Linked DNA regions of Homo sapiens: region 2 is linked to region 1. A link is a loop called in an ENCODE intact Hi-C map of the cell type or tissue named here. Cell type or tissue: pancreas. All regions are shown on one strand.

Region 1 (8,000 bases):
CGAGGACTTACGGTCGGCACTTCTCTGTTCTCCCGTGTCAGCGTGTGGTGTCGCCTGCATGGGTCGTACCTGGATGGTGTGTCCACCATCGACACGGAGGGGCTGGATTTGTTTCTCAGGCAATCCTGTATTTTAATTTTAGATGTATTTCCTGAAGCATATTTTTCATAGAATGTAGCGTGTAAATAGCTTTTTAAATAACTTCTTTTTTATAAGAGTAAAAGTATCTTTAGGAATTTCTTTCTATAGAGTTCTTCATTAACATTTATACGAGTTTTTTGCTGAGTCAGATGGACAGTTGGGTTCTGATGCTTTTTCCTTCTCCTTTCCTTTTATTATTATTATTTTTTTCTTTTAAGAACTAAGGTATTGCCTGAAAAACAAGTGATGTCTGTGCAGCCTTACACTCTGTCTTTACAGAAGCAAATAGTACACAAAAGATCTATTTCAGACACATTTTGAAGATGAATCTTCAACTTTAATACCAGCTCTTTGTTTTCCTTGTATGATGAGGGGATTGGGGGATACAGTTATTTTACTAGCACCTTGTGAAGTGTTTCCGTGTTTTGTGATGCTGTAATTTATTAATGTTTGTAGCTTTTTATATTTGTACATTTCTTATGAGCTTTGTTTATATACCCATTACCTGGATGTTTTTGTCCACTGGGAGAGGCAGCTTGGTGGAGGCCTTATCCACTCCCACTTGTCCTGTTTGGAGGGACGCAGTCCCTAGGGCCCGAGACTGGGTGGGAGAGGGGGAGTCTCACGGGGCCCCAGGCTTATTCAGAACTGGTGTTTTTAAAGTTTCCTTTACCCTGCCCTTGTTGAACATTTATATAATCTAACCTGGACATCAAGCTGTTCTCTCTCTCTCTTTTTTTTAATTTTATTATTATTATTTTGGCAACATGTACATTTCTAACAAAGTTTATCGTGGCTATTAAAGTGTTTTATTTCCCAATTCATATTACTCTTGTATCGAGTCCATGAGGTCTAAGGCAACTTAGATCAAAGTTTTAAAAAAGTAAAAATATTTCAGGTTTTGTACAGAACCATGTCTGTGTCATTTCTGCCTCGACTGTAGTTGTTCACCCTGGCAGTGAGGGTGGTGGGGAGGCTCCAGCCACCTGCGTTCCTCATGGAAAGCTTCGGGTTGCTCAGCCAAATCACACACAGCACCCCAAGCTGGCTGGCAGGAGTGGACAGAAGAGACCCTCGGGGGCTGCAGGGGTGGCAGCAGCGTTTGTCAGTCCCAGCCCTGAGGATGTCCTTGGGAAGCCTCTAGAACCTTCTTTTGGACTCAAGGGTATGGCGTTTGGCTGAGTCCAGTAGGCACACACATGTGCACCCCAGCACGGATGCACACCCAGAAGCATTCAGTCCCTTGCACGGTTCTAGCCTAAGTCTGATGTGATTACAGCTAACTACCAGGAACAGCCCTTACCTGACAGAGGCACTCAAATGGTGCAAGCCCAGGGAGGGTGCTGAGCGCAGGGGTGGGGTCGCTGCTCGTGATGTGTGGCAGGCAGGGCTGCTGGGACACAGGTGAGGCCTGGGTCAGTCTGTTGGTGGGGGTGCATGCGTGGGGGTGCTGGTGACAATGTTGAGGACCACGGATAAACAGGCCATTTGGCGTTTATTGAAGAAACATGAATAACCTCGGGCCATTTGGGCAGGCAGATGCTGAGAATCAAGGGGTGTGATGACGGCTGGACTGGCCCAGGCCCCCACACATGGGGTCTTGCCCTGGGATGGGAGCTGGGAGTGGGATAAGCTGGAGACAAGTTTGGCCTGGGTCACCCAAGGTTGCTCAGCTTGCAGGTTGCTGAGCAGGGTCGGCCCTGGCTGCCAACACCCTGAGGAAGCAGGATCTCCAGTAGACCCTGAGCAGAGGGCTCTGCCGTGCTGGGTGTCTGACCCACCACTGCAAGATTCTAGGGGTTTTGTCAACCCGCAGACCTGTGGTCATTCACTCCATGCAGTTTGTCATGTGGCACAGGAAACTAACCCAAGGCTGCCCTTGGGCAAGTCCTTTCTCGCTCTGAGCTTTGTTTCCTCCAGTCCCTGCTGGGTGCTCCGGGGGATGCTCCCACCACGCATGGTGGTCGAGCCCCCAGGAGGAACCCCTCCAGGACCTGGGGGCTCCCCAGGATAGGGCGGGGTCCCAGTGCTGCCCCCAGGTGGTGCCTGGGACCCATGCTGGGGCTGCCCAGGCTGCCAGGCATTTTGGATGCCCCTGGGCTGTGGGCACTCCCACAGCCTGAGCCACTCCGCTGGACTCCACAAGAGCTGGGTATCCTCTGCACACCCCCAGGCTGCCTGGGAAGCTGGCCTGTCCTTGCCAGGTCCAGCTAGAGACTGTCCTATGCTTCCCCCAGGAGTCCCTGCACCTTCAGCCCCGCAGCCACTGAGATAAAGTGTGCAGCGCCCTTCAGGCCCGGGCTCTGGAGCTCCAACCACCCTCAGTCTGGCCGGCCCCCTGGGCCCAGCATCTGGATCTTGGTGGAGCTGTCTGGGTGCTAGTTGGGTCCACCTCCACCAAGCACTGCTGTTAGGACTCACAGGAGCTGAGCACCCTGGGCCCTGGAAGGGGCTTCTGCGGCTGCCCAGCATCTCCTGGAGCCCAGGCTCCGCCCTGTGCTGCACTCGGGCCGGCCCAGTGTCTCGAGCCCAGCCCCCACTGAGTGCCAGGCAGCCTGTGAGCCAAGTGTCATGCAAGGATCCTGCCCAGGTGTGCGGCACACAGACCTGGACATGCATCTCTGGGTGTGCGCCTGCAGCCGGGAGGCCAGGGGCCCATGTGGCCCCAAGCATGCCCCTAGCTGTGGCTCTTCCCCTAACCTTGGTGTCGGTGCTGACTGCCCTATGACAGTGAAGTTGGGAGGGTGAGGTCTGGGAGGGAGCTGCCGACCAGCAGCGGACTTTGTGGGTCACGCCTCTGAGATTCAGGCCTGTCTGTCCCTGCAGCCTGCCCAGCTTGGCCTGAGCAAGTTCAGTGCGCAGTGCAGTGAACACACACAAGCAAACTGCCCCCGGTCCCGCCCTCCAAAGCTCGCTGGATTCCACAGTTGTTTACTGAGTGGCTACTGTGTGTCCGAGACTGTGTGGAGAACCTGCCCCAGACTTCACCATGACTGACAACCTGGGGCAGGTGTTATCATCAGCCAGTTCTGCCCAGGAGTCCACCGAGGTTCAGAAGAGGCACCCGCTGCTCACGGTAGAGCGGGACCCACACCTGCCGCCTGGACCACAGGATCACAGGACCACAGGACAGCGTGTGGGGGAGACATGCCTCCAGGTGGGAAGGGCAGGTCTCCAGGGGCGCCTGGAGCTGACCATAGAAAGTGATGTTTCTAGCAACATGAGCAGAGGTAGAGGCAGGCAGCAAGACCCTGGGGTTGTCAGACATGGGCCCTGTGGGCTGAACAGAAAGGAGAGTCTGCAGCGGCTCAGAGCAGGGCCCTGGGGCCACCGTCACAGTGGAGGGATGCGTCAGGCCCTTGGGGAGCCCCGCAGTTCGGGAGCAGGTGGAGTGAGCTCTCCAGGACTACAGCCTGCTGCTGGTTGGCCAGAGGCGAGGGACTCTTCCCCTGCCCCTGCCATGTGCCCATCATCTCCATGCCTGGTGGGGAGCTCAGAAACTCGGCCAGGTCAGTCTATTCTGCAGGACCCTGCCTATATATGTGCCCACATCCTTTCGCCCCGGCTGGACCCAGAGCCGGTCCCTGAACCTGCAGTTGGCAAAACAGGGTTCAATTTGCGAACCTTTGGGGCCATACCCAGAATAACCACCGGGGGGCAGGGCAGGGCCGGGAACAAGGAGGACAATTGTGTGAGGTTATTTAGTGCCTGGGGCTGGGGCGGGTGCTGGGACTTAAGGGCTAATGGCAGGCGTGATGGTAACTATGGGCCAAAACAACAACAACAACAAAAAAACAAGCATGCTGTGAGTGCTGGGAAGGAAGGCGACAGTAAAAATCAGCTCAGCTTAGTCATTGATGCACATGTGCTCTGTTACCTTGTTCATGCTTCACAGTCGCCCCCCAAGGGAGATCCCCTGAGCGTCTCTATTTTACTGATGAAGAAACTGAGGCACAGAGTCTCTCAGCTGCTAGAGCAGGAATTTACGTCCAAGCAGGTCAGCTCCAGGGCCTTTGGGCTTATAAGTGAGACCTGCAGAGAGACATTCTGCAGCCAGCAGCCAGGAGGCAGCTTGCAAGGCCTGCGGAAGGAGGGCTGTGGGTGTGGGGCAAGGGGCGGTGCAGGAGCAAAGGCCCTGAGGTGTATGGCTGCAGCGAGGGCCTGAGCCAGTGGAAGAGCAGGGTGTAGCTCGGAGCTCAGCTAAGGGGCACCAGCGCTGTCTCCACAGCGGCTCTCTCTTTACCACCCCTTTCCCCTAGATAGGCAGGTCTCTTTCCCCTGCCTGCCCCAGCCTAGCCTAGCCTGAGCTCTGTGCCCATCCCAGACTCTGCACAGCCCTGGGCAAGGAGCCTGATTTGTGGATGGTGACACTGAGGCAGGTCTTGTCAAAGACATATGGCTGCCAAGGGTCTCTGCCCTCCTTGTTCGCAGTATCAAGAGGCTGGAGGGTAGTGTGGAAGGGAGAGTTGAGAGGGCTTACGGTACAGGGTTAAAAAGAGAGAGAGAGATGTTGCTGATTTTAAAATCCAAGCTGTGTTCCAGTCTTCGCGAAAACAGTCTCCTTAATAATAATTCCCAGTGGTGACGGTGACATAAGTACTCAGACGGAAGGTCTCAGATATCCGGGTCCAATACCGCTGGTCTTGTCCAGTGACCCTGTGGCCAGTGTGGTCACAGTTCCTGAGCACCTACTGTGTGCTATGCAGGGCACTACAAGCTTTCCTCTGGCTGGCTGACCACTTAGCATGCTCCCTAAGCCCCGGCCCATGGAGGGAACAGGGCTGGGTCATGGGCTGGGCAGGCTTAGACAGTCTGGCCTGGGGGGCCTTTGAGCAGAGCCTTGAGAGCCTGAGAGAAGAGTGTAAGCAGAGGGGACAGCCTGTGCCAAGGCCCTCAGGCAGGAGCCAGCTTGCTGGGGAAGAGCCAGGAGGCAGTTAGGTGAGGAGAGGGCACTGAGAGCCAGCAGGGCCAGGGTTAGAGGGAGGCTTCATCCCCTCAAGCCCTTGGCAGGTCCTTGCCCAGCCTGGCTGTGTGGCCTTGGAGGACAGCCTCAGCCTCCTCATCTCCAGAGTGGGGGTGATGGCGCTGACCCACATAGAGTTGCTCCAGGGCCCACGCTTCCCTGTGTGCCCCCCACTTCCCAACAGCCCCTTGTGGAGCACTCTTCTACCCTTCTGCAAGCCCTGCTCAGAGGGTCTTGCTCACTGTGTGACCTTGGGCAGGTCACTTTCCTTCTCTGGGCCTCTTTTTTTTCCCTCTGCCTTGCTGACGGCAAGGCTGCCTCCACCCGGAGGGGCAGGGGAGGTTCCCACTGGAGCTGAGGCAGGGGAGAGGTGTCCTCACCCAGGCCTTGACTTCTGCCCTCTAGGCCTTATCGAGAGTGGTGATGGCCTGCAGCGCTGCCTTGGGCGACCAGGCCTGGCCCGAGAGCTTCCGTGGGTGGACCTGGCACTGAAGCACAGTAGGAGGTGCAGGGGAAACCATGTCCTGGACCTCAGGCCTGTACTGATGCTTAAACACTTACTGATTTCCAGTTTTCGGTTCTTTCTCACATTTTGCAGTACATTTTTTTCTTGGCCGCAACTTAAAGTTTTTGTCTGCAGAGCCCTGTGGCCAGAGGGACTGGCTGTGGTGACTGGGGTGCAAGGTGGGGTGCCCTCAGGGGCCCAGCTGGGCTGCGGATGCCTGATGGATGCCCCCTGGCAAGCCCCAGCTGCCCCATTGAGCCACCCATTGCCCTTGAACCCTCTTCCAGGCCGAGTCCCACCGTTGCCTCATCCAAACAACCCCAGCGATGCCACCTCGGTAGAAAAATGATGCTGTTCCATTAACATCTGACACGGATTTGCAGGCCCCAAACAGACGAGCGAGCTGTAAACACCCGGTGCTGGCTGGGCCCTCGCCCGGCCTCCAAGTAGGATCCTTGTCATTAATCGTCCTCCCGCCGGCCAGGCTGGGCCCTGGGCCCCACTGTCCAGCCAGTGCTATTCCAAAATCAGAATCCTCCTTGTCCCCTGCAAACTGCATTTACCAAACAATGGACTCGCCGGCTTCGCAGGCAGGAGCAGAAAGAGAGCGTGCACCCCACTTCTGGTGCTGATGTGGGTGGTGGAGGTCCTGGTGCTGCCTTTGCCCACTGTATGACCTGGGGCCTTGACTTCCTGCCTATAAAATACAGCAATACCCCTGGTTTCCTGAGGGTCTTGTGAGAATGAGAATCGAGGGCCTGGTGTGCCACGATTCCACCTGCCCGGTGTGCTCTTGGGGACAAGTCTCTCAGGCTGCCTGGTTGGGAAGGGTGGGCTGCCAAAGGGGCCGGCAGCTCCACAGAGCCCTCTTGTCAGCACGCCCTGCCTGGGAGCAGCCCACTGCGGTGCTGGGTGATTTCTGCTCATTGTGGCTGATTTAATAAGTGTGTGAGGCCACCTCCATGTTGTTACCTATATCTTTTTATCCAGAAGAGGAAGGATTTTGTCCATGTGTTGTCCAGGAGTACCATGTGTGTACACCAATGTGAGGTTTTGTCCACTTGTGAAAGGGAAATCTTACATAAATGTGCAGTGACTCACATATTTGGTAGAGGAAGCTTTGGTCTGCGACATGCCCAGGAGTACATTTGTATTTCCTTCCTTCCGTCTTGGGCTCCTTTCTGTTAGAGTTTAGGAAAACTACATGTCTGTGCCTCCAGGGGGCCATCGGCATCTCTGCTCTGCTCCCTGGGCTGGCAGGGACCCCAGTGGGGACAATCATCTTACCTTCCAGCGCCATCAGGATTACAGAGGTAAGCCACCTTAGCTCAGTGTCAGACGTTTACTGGGATTATTATCATTGCTCAAAAAAGCCATTTATTTCACCTTTACATCTGGGGAAAAAGACAGTCCTGTTTCCTTATTATTTACTTTTTAAACCACGCAGCTCTGCTCCACTGGGATGTATTGTAATTTGCTGCAGAGCACTGGGATCGCCCTGATATATTCCCCGTTGGTATCCAGGTATTTGTGGCACATAAATACACAGAAATTACTTTCCCTGAAGATGGGATTTTCCCGGTGTAAAAGTTTAATCAATGTCTGGACTCTGCTTGTCCAGGGTTTCCAGGTGCAATGCTGGAATATGTTCCCAATCTACCAGATCCTTATTGTCCTCCTTGGATTGATGAGCTGCAAACCCATGAAGCAAACCTGAAGGCTGTTGATGACCTCAGGCTGCATCCACTTTCCCTGTTCAGGGAGGAGGGGTGCGATCTCCTGGTCAAACCCTCCCTTTTCCCCCAGCTCAATGCAGACACTCTCTGGGCTTAGCTCTCCACTTCACTCTGGGGCGGGTCATGGGGTGGGGGGGGTGTGCAATCTCCCAGGACCCCCTACACCAGCCCTGCCCTGTCTAGGTCTCCTGATTCCCTTCTTTATTGCTCCAAATTCAGCTTTGAAACAGTATTTCCTCTGGTCACTTTCCTGCTCAACCACCATCTGTGGCTCTTCACTGTTACAGGATCCTGACACTCTGTGTCAAACAAAGGATCCTCCATTGTTTTGTACTACAACTCTCACAGCCCCAGCAGGGCATCCTTTGCGCAGTCATCAGGCCTCCCCAGGCCCATTTCACCCCTGAGGATGGTCTCCATTTGACCTCATGTTAGCTGGCGCTGGGGCCACAGTGGTGAGCCAGCTGTGGTCTTCCCCTTGGGGAGCCCCAGCTCCTGGGCAGGTAAGGGCCTCAGTGGTCAGTGGGTAGCAAGGTGAAAGGAATGGCCAGGGACCCTGGAGGAGAAAAGGATTGGAGACCAAGGTAAGGAGGGGCACACAGGGAATTTTAGAAGAGGAAGTGCCAGAATGGAGTCTGACAAGAAGAGACTGTGA
Region 2 (8,000 bases), 270 kb after region 1:
GTGTTCCTGGGCAAGTTGCCTAACATCTGTGAGCTTTATCTTCTGGAAAATGGGAGCAGGAGCACCTAGCTTACTGGGGTGTCCCTGGATCGATAAAGTAATTCAGAAGAAATGGGGGGGGGGTTCTGTCCCTAGCGCTAGGAATTGTCTGCCATACTCAATAAGTGCTTGTTAAAGGAATGAAGGGCTGACATAAGAGCTTGATACATATCAGCCAGTCCATGCTGCCACTGATGTCAGATGCACGATTATTTCCTGAAGCATTGAGAAAGAAACGTTGTTTAAATATTGCGAATGAAGCCATAACCCATTGCTCTCATATCACCTGGAATTTTTATTTTATACTTACTCAAATATCTCTTTTAGGCTTATTAGCACATAGATTTAAAAAAAAAAAAACCACAGATCACTATTGAGTTTACATCAAAACGGCAACTATCAGCGCAATCAATCATCAGTGGAGGTATTCCTAAAACTTCTTTGAGAAGCCTTCTTTGAGAGAGGTCAGAGGCACCTCTCTCAATGGACACCCTCTAAGCTGCTCTTCCCCTGTGAATTTCTATGCCTTGCTGAAGAACCACCCCCCACCCCGCCCCGCCCCAAGCTTCTCCTCCCCTGTGAATTCCTTGGCCTAGCTGAAGGACTCCCCTCTGTGGTCTTCCCCTCCAGTGTTGGTGCCTGAGAGGCCAGGGGCCACCACTGTTCACTGGAATGGCTAAATAACCTCGGCAGTACACCCATGGGAGTGGGCGGGAGGTCACATGGAGCATCCATGACACCCACAGCCTCTGGGACCCTCGTCCCCATCTCAACTGTCATGGAACCCAGATTTCAGAAATGGGAAGATGCTGTCTTAAAGTCGAGACCTAGGGACACTACTGTGTAAGAGCTAAGACAAATTGAACTTCTGAAGTCACACCAGTGAGGGTCCCCCTTCCAAAGTCAGAGAGATCCCAAGAGGAAAGGCCCTTCCCTGGAGGGGCCTCTGACAGTCCTGGGGCAGGAAGTTATGAGTGGCCCGGGGGACCAGAATAGAGGTAGAGAGCTGAGCCAGAGTCAGCACCTGCTGGCCCCTCGGCTGCCATTACCTTCCTGCCCCGCCCAGCGGAGCGAGGAGTCCCAGCTCCCTTACCTCCCTACAGTGGGGTTGGGGAGGTGGCATTTGAGAAGTTTTCCTTCAGCTCGGAGATCTGGCCCCGGGCTGAGCTGGGAGGGAGGGTGGGGGCTGTAGGTGGGACCGCTGGGGAACCCAGCCTGAACAGAGGGGACAGAGGTTCCCAGCATCAGCTAGTCTCCTCCGTGGACACAGGAACCCAAAGTGGGCTCAGGGGATGTCCTTTGCGTTCCTTCTCCGGTACTGTCATTTCTAGGGCAGAGGCTCCCTGACCTGTAGAAAGGAAATCAGGCAGGGGAGCAACTGAAAACAAAGGCGGTACCAGGTTTCTGCTCGGACCCTGGAGCTCCAGGGAGATGGGGAGAGATGGCCGAGTGAAGGTGCTCACTCGGGGTTGAGAGGACCACATTTTGGCCACTCCTAGCTGGCCCTGCTCGGTTTCCCTGTAGGCACAGTAAGACAGTGCCCTCCAGCTCCAGGGGACAAAAACTTCAGATTCTGCTGTTGTCGACTTGGGCTGGGACCCGCGCTTCTTCTTTTTTTTTTTTCTTTCTTAGTCCCCACAAGTGACCCTCTAGGGGAATCCAGAACAGGGAAGGGAGCAAGCCAGAGGAACTTTTTTTTTTTTTAGGTGAAAAGCCAGGGGGAGGGATGGGGCGCCCCCGCTCGCGACTACGCCTGCGACTGTCCTCGCGCTGCGGGGGCTGTGCGTGGAGCCCGCGGTAAGCTGGAATATCCAAGCCAGCTGCAAGTGGCCTTCCGTTCCCCACACGCCTCCTGCGTGCTGGGCCCAGCTGGGCGCCGCCCAAATCTTCTCTCTCCCGAGACTCTCCAGCTCCCCTTCTACTGACCAGGAGAACGTCTTGCTCCGGCCAGGATCACACCAGTGGAGAAGCGACCCCCTCCCCCATCCCGGGCCGGGGCCCTTCTGACAAGCCTCCCCAAGGACTCCCTCATTCCCCAGGCCACCTTGAACAAAGCACACTGAGCGCAAACTTCGCGCCTCTGGGGGAACGCTGCGGCCAGGCTAATCCCAGCCCTCTCTCCTCCCCCAGCCCTTCGCGTCCCCAGGGTCCAGGCGGTCGCAGGCGCTCCCCACTCCCGCAGGGCCACAGCTCTCGCGAGACTCCTGAGCCCTCTCCCTCCCCTGGCTGCGGCCCCCGGGCTCCGGGAAGCTCAGCCACCTGGGCCCACGCCATATCTGGGTTTTTTTCCCAGGACTTTGGGGATGAGAAGAGACTTGTGCATAGAGCGGAAGAGGAATGGGATCCAAGGGACCTTTCCTTCAAGTCCCGGGCCTGAAATGAAGGATGCGACTGCTGCCTGCAGGCAGAGAGACAACCTCAGCGCTCGGTGGCTGGGGCGCAGTGGCACGCAGGGCGGGCGCCAGGTAGCTCCGGTCGGGCACGCGCAGTCCGACAGACTGTGTCACCTTGGAAGACAGGATGCGGCCCTTTACCTAGAGTGGCAGCTTTGTGGGCTAGGTCAGCACGGGGTCTCCGGGCCGGCGGGCAATCGTCTGCCTCTGCGCCTTAGCTCCCTGGAGCGGGCCTGGAGCTTCCGTTGGGTCTCAAGGGTTCCACCAAGCAAGGAAGCCCTGAGCTGCCCAAACACAATGGCGTGCAGCCCTCTCCTCTTCCCCAGTCTCGGGGACTCGGTCTGCCTCTGCGTTCCCTGTCCCGGCAAGGAGCACAGAGGTGAAGGCAGTGACAACAACTCCACCCCTCCCGCACTGCAGGGCCTGGAATCTGGTCTCCCTCATTTGAGGCCCAACTTCCCCACTGACCCACAGGTGACCCCCGGACCGGAGTTCCCGCATCAAGTTCCCCTCTGTGCCGGGAGGTGGCTGTTCTCGCTGAAATATTGGGGCCCTTGTGCTCTGACTCCGGATTGGCCAGACCCCCTCCCCAACCCCTCAGAGCCCTGGTCCTACAAAGACCACTAGGTCCAGAACAGCAAGGCACCTTGGGAAAATGCCAAAGATTCGCAAGGCAGCTAATCTGCTGAAGGTTGCCTTCCTCGGATTTAGTAAAACCGGAGAGCCCTGAACTAACTGTGACTGATGCTGGTCAGATCCCCCTCCTTTCCCCTCTTGACTGGTGTAGGTGCATTCTACCTTCTTTCACAACTCTGTATGGTAGAGACATAGCTGGAAACCAGGTCCCTCAGGCCTCCCTTTCCACAGAAGTCAGACCTTCACTTCCTGTCCTTTCAAATGGAGAGGATTAAATGCAGTCACGTAAGTCACTTGGCTGCTGGGACCAGCGCAGGAAAGTTACTGTAGGGTCACTAGGTTGAAAGACGTAGGAGTAACCCCAAGGCTGGAAGGGATTAAGGGCCGCAGTCACAGACTGATGATTCATTCATTCCAGGCGGTCAAGGTTGGGTAGGTTTTCTGGCTCCTCAGGAAAAGCAGGCGAGTAGTCTGGGAGCTGTTTGCAAGGCTGAATTAAGAACTCAGAGTGAGCAAGAGCTGGTTTACCACACCTGGCAGGACTGGGGTGAGGAAAGTGGCTGCAGCCTTCGGAAAGTGCTTGCTGTCTCCCTCTCCTCTCCCCACGCCGCCCTCCCCCCGCCACCCCCCCGCCCACCCCTCATTCCTTCCGCCTTGAGGTACCGGCAGGGGAAGTGCAAGCTCAGGTTCTGGGAAGAGCCTATCAAGCCAAGATCTGAAAGGAAAGGTGTTGCCACAATAGGTGGGGGCCAGAAGAAGTCACTTTCACATTCTGAAACACAAAGCCTGCAGCTGAGTTGTTTGTTTGTTTGTTCCTGAATCTCTTTTGTTGTTGTTGTTGTTGTTATTGTTGTACCTAAATCTCTTTTCCTGTTTGAGTCTGGAAGGACCTGGCTTCAGGAACTCTGAATGGCCAAGTTTCATAGTCTTCCTGAGCTTTAACCAGTAAAGTGGTCATCGCTCCATCCCCACCTCTGGTCATCCTCCCCACCCCCAGCTTCAGGAAGCACAAGGACAGGAACCCACAGGCAGCCCTGAGCCCAGCCTAGACTGCGGGAAGGCAACTGAGACCTCCATGAGAAGGGGGCACCTGAGAGCACATGCAACCAAGCTGTGTCCCTGCAAGGGACCACCCTCCCTAGGCCGGTGTCAGCTGAGTCCTCTCTCTCCGTCGGCCAGGTGCCCTCACTGCCCAGAGGTGGAACTCAGCAGCCCAGGCGCCGCCGCCCTGAGTATCCTGCGGAAAATGTGAGAACTCTGGGGAGCCATTGCTGCTGCAAGGACCCGCGGGCGGGCTACCGCGCTGGTGGGGGGGCTCTGTCCAAACCTTGCGTCCTCGACTTCCCATCCGCCTCATAAAGGGTTGGTGAAGACCATCTCAAGGACCGCACGAACTGGTCCTTCAAGTCCCAGGAAACCGAAACAACAACCGAGGCGGCTCTCTGTCCGGGCCACTTCCGGAGCGAGCTCTGCGGCGGACCTCTGGCTCCCGCTCCTTTGGGCACCCGCGGTGCGGCCAGACCGCTCCTGCCAGCGACTCTCTGGCTGGCAAGGGAGAGGAGGTGGAGTTCAGACTGGCCCCTCACGCCCAGAGTGGAAGCGATTCCTAGGATCCTGCAGCCACCGAGCCGCCCGCCGTGCCTAGCCCGGGCTTGATGGTGAAGAGCACAGCTGCCTTCGACAGAGCCGGAGGAAAGGAAGTTTAAGAAGCAACTGCCCGCGTTCCGCTTATCTTGCCGAGCCCACCCCCACCCCCACCCTCACCCCCTGCGGATTCAGAAGCTGCTCCACCGAGCCCGATTGTGTCATAAAATATTTTATTGGAAAAAAAGTCACCGTCTTCGCAAGAGGGGGTAGGGGCCCCAGCGACATCGGGGACCCGGCCTCCAGGCCGAGCCGACGGGTTGCCCCGGGGCAATCTCAGGCCGTTGTGGCCTGAGCCCAACCGCTGGGTCCCCGACGTCCAGAAGCGGGTGTGTGCCTGGAGGCTCCCCGGCCGGGAGGGCAGGCCCCAGACGGGGTGGGGGTGCAGGCGAGGAGCGGGGCGTGAATACGCGTGGAGCGCTCTGCGCCACGGAGCTCAGGGTAGAGACTGTAGCTTCCGCCGGGCTGGATGCGAGTCTCCCAGGTTAGAGCCCAGAAGCGCGCTGGGACCTGGGTCTGGCTTTTGGGTCTGTGTCCTTCCTCGTTTGGCCCCAATTGTCCGCATTCAAGATCATAATAAAAAGGCTTAGGAAGTAAACTTCTTGGACGCGGAAGGGCCGGCTCGCGGGTTTCCGCCGAGTGAGGGGGCTGCGGGTGGCGCGGGCATCCCAGGCCCCGCACCGTATACCGCCCTCAGTCCTCGCGGCTCCTGTCGCTGGGCTCGCCCGGCACCTCCGCCGGTTTCTCTGCATCCTTGGCGCGCTCCTGCTCAGTAAGCTGCTCGCTCGTTGGAATTGAGTTCTTCTTGGGCCGCCCCTTGGGCTTGGTGGGAGACTCCAGGCCGCCGCCCTGCAGCACCTGCACGGGGGACCGCCAGCACCTGGGTGAGCCAGCACGTGGACTGGGGACCCCCGAGGAGACTTGAACCCAGGTAGGACTAAGGAGTGCAGGGTCCATATGAGGAAATGGTGGGGAAATGTCCCGGGAAATGGCGGCCATTTGTCCAAATGCCGCCTGGGGAGCGGCCCGGCCTGGGGAGCATAAGACTGCCAGGAGGCCTGAAGGTGCCGCGGGAAAGGACGAAATGTTGGCTTACCCAAGGGGCAGAAAAAACTGAGAGGATTCCGGTGCGTACCAGGCACCGAGGGAATCGGGGGGTTGGGCAGAGTCTCAGTGGGGAGAAAGAGGAGAGCAGCTCTGCATGCACCGGGGCATGGCCCAGGAAGCTGAGGGGTGGGAAGCCACCAGGCACACTCACTATTTTCTTCCACTTCATCCTCCGATTCTGGTACCACGTCTTCACCTGCAACTGGCTCAGGCCCAGGGACTCAGCAAGATCTATTCTGGAAAGAGCAGGGCGCACCCTCAGCAAGGCAAGTGACCACACTCCCACAGCCCGCTGGCCCCAGCCTTGTACCGCCCTACCTGTCCGGCGTGGAAAGGTACTTCTGCTTCTCGAAGCGTTTCTCCAGGCCCATCAGCTGCAGCTCGGTGAACACAGTGCGGCTCCGACGCCCCTTCTTGGCTTTGGTGCCTGGCTCCCCAGGGCCTGCCGCCTCCAGCTTCCCGCGGAGCTGCAACTCGAGCGGCAGGTGTGGCGCACCCGCGGCGCCGGGCAGCCCGGGCCCTGCCGCCAGCAACGCAGAGCTCAGCCCTGAACAGCCCAGCGGCGCCAGTGGGAACTTGAACACCGCCGCCTGCTCGGCCTTCAGCACGGCTGCGAAGAAAGAGAATGAGGACCCGGGTGAGCTACGGCCGCGCTCCTCTGCCCCAGGGACTGCCGCACCACGTGCCGCGGGGGTGCTCGCGCTTGGCCAGTGCCTCCCAGCGCAAAACCTCCACGCCCTGCCGGTCGGCGCCGGTGGCGCAGATGGAGACCCTCCTCAACGTTGCCGTTCCCCAGATTTGGGAGGGAGTATCTCCTCGACCCTGTCCGTGTTCTGTCCTGGAGTTCCCCAGGCCTCAGCTGCCTCTGAGATCTCGGGGTTCCTGATGAACATGTTTGCAGCTGCGAGAAACTCGGAGTGTGTCTTGTCTTTCGGGGAAAGTAGAAACCAAAAAGAAAACGGCAGCTGGTCCTAAGAAGATGGCGTTTGCTCCAACCAAATCAGCCTTGCTGCGTTAGAAAAAGAACATGCACGGAGCGTGCACATTTGCTCTTCCGTGCGTGGCACAACAGCCATGCGGTGGCCAGGAGTCATCTGGGCCGGAGTTGGGTGCTTCCCGGAAATTCCAAAGTACCCTGAGAACCTGGAAATTATTGTTCACGTTTTCTATTTTCAGACGCTTCCCCATGCAGATGTTTCCATTTTCTTCAGTCCTAAAATGATTGTGTGCCCGCTTCAAACGAATTAGTAGCAACAGAGCAGATGGAGACGAAAGGTAGCCGAATGGCCGAGTCCCAGCTGGACTTAGAAGGAGCGCGCTGGCCCTGCCGTCTCCAGGCTAGGGAGCACCGACTAGGAGGTGGGGGGGTGCAGGGAAGGCGACTTGAAGGGCTGGGGTCCCGGCTACAGCGTAGGAGCCTCCCTTCCCCGACAGGCCTGTCACTGAGGTGCGAGTCCTAGCCTGGCTGGAGTCGGAAAGGGCAGGGCAAGGCGCAGGTAAATGTGGGGCAGAGGACCCGTAGGGAAAAGGTGGGAGATGGGAGGCAGGCCGACCCCAATGAGAGAAGCGAGGGAGGCCGACCGGCAGACGGTTGGAAAGCGAGATAGGGAAAGACAAGACGAGGGTGGAGTGCGATGGAGACAGCACCATCAGGGCAGAGCAGGCCCCGCCAAATTAGAAGAAAGGGCAGAAGCTGAAAAGGTCTGCGCAGGCCGTTCAAGCCCTGCAGAGGCCCAGCCGACCTGAAACCAGAAGGGACAGCCAGGCAGCTGCTCACAGTCAGGCCTCTGGCCCCAAGGCAAGGCCGAAGCAGGTCCGCACTGCGGCCAAGGCCGCGTTCCTCGCCCGCTGGAGCTCCCGGGGACTCCGGGCCGGCTTGGGCCCGCGTCAGCACCCAGCCCTCGGGAGCGCAGGCCTCCTCCCCAGAGGTCCGACTTCCCTGGGTTGGGCAGCCGCGGCCACTCCCGGCCATCCCTCTGCGGCGAAGCCCAGGCGCCCGTGGCCTGAGGTCGCTTCCACCCACGAGAGTCCGTAGCCTGGCAGTGCGCCTGCACTGGGGATGCTCACTCGGGGTCCCCGGGCTGGAGGCCGAAGGGAAGCAGTGAAGGAAAGAGCGAACACCCTCCCCGGGCGGCCCGCGGGCACGAGGCCTGGTTTCTGTGAGGCCTGGAGCTTGCACCC

What was found. Peaks named below come from ENCODE experiments on the same cell type or tissue, not always from the same donor. Only the 100,000 strongest peaks of a DNase experiment are listed, where the experiment ranks them.
Region 2: it touches region 1 in a loop (2.7-fold over the local background); 98 of 110 quality-filtered maps call a loop at or near these places.

The regions. Positions count from the first base shown.
Region 1 is chr9:93,678,536-93,686,535 of GRCh38, forward strand. PHF2 (PHD finger protein 2) reads left to right here. Exons shown (of 22, transcript NM_005392.4): 22 at 1-1,052. Among named protein-coding and RNA genes, the nearest start is that of MIR548AU, 88 kb to the left of the region's middle. RefSeq lists an enhancer at 1-309. In pancreas, a CTCF peak has its summit at 3,793 (motif pointing right); DNase peaks (open chromatin) are centred at 2,496, 2,986 and 3,746.
Region 2 is chr9:93,946,759-93,954,758 of GRCh38, forward strand. It overlaps BARX1 (BARX homeobox 1), which reads right to left. Exons shown (of 4, transcript NM_021570.4): 2 at 6,138-6,429; 3 at 5,971-6,055; 4 at 4,869-5,570. The coding sequence ends at 5,406. Among named protein-coding and RNA genes, the nearest start is that of BARX1, 4.6 kb to the right of the region's middle. RefSeq lists enhancers at 1,351-2,278, 2,279-3,204, 6,051-6,615, 6,616-7,179. In pancreas, no CTCF peak of the experiment used is centred here; DNase peaks (open chromatin) are centred at 4,283, 4,413, 6,273, 7,733 and 3 weaker places; H3K4me3 peaks cover 950 bases; H3K27me3 peaks cover 3,541 bases.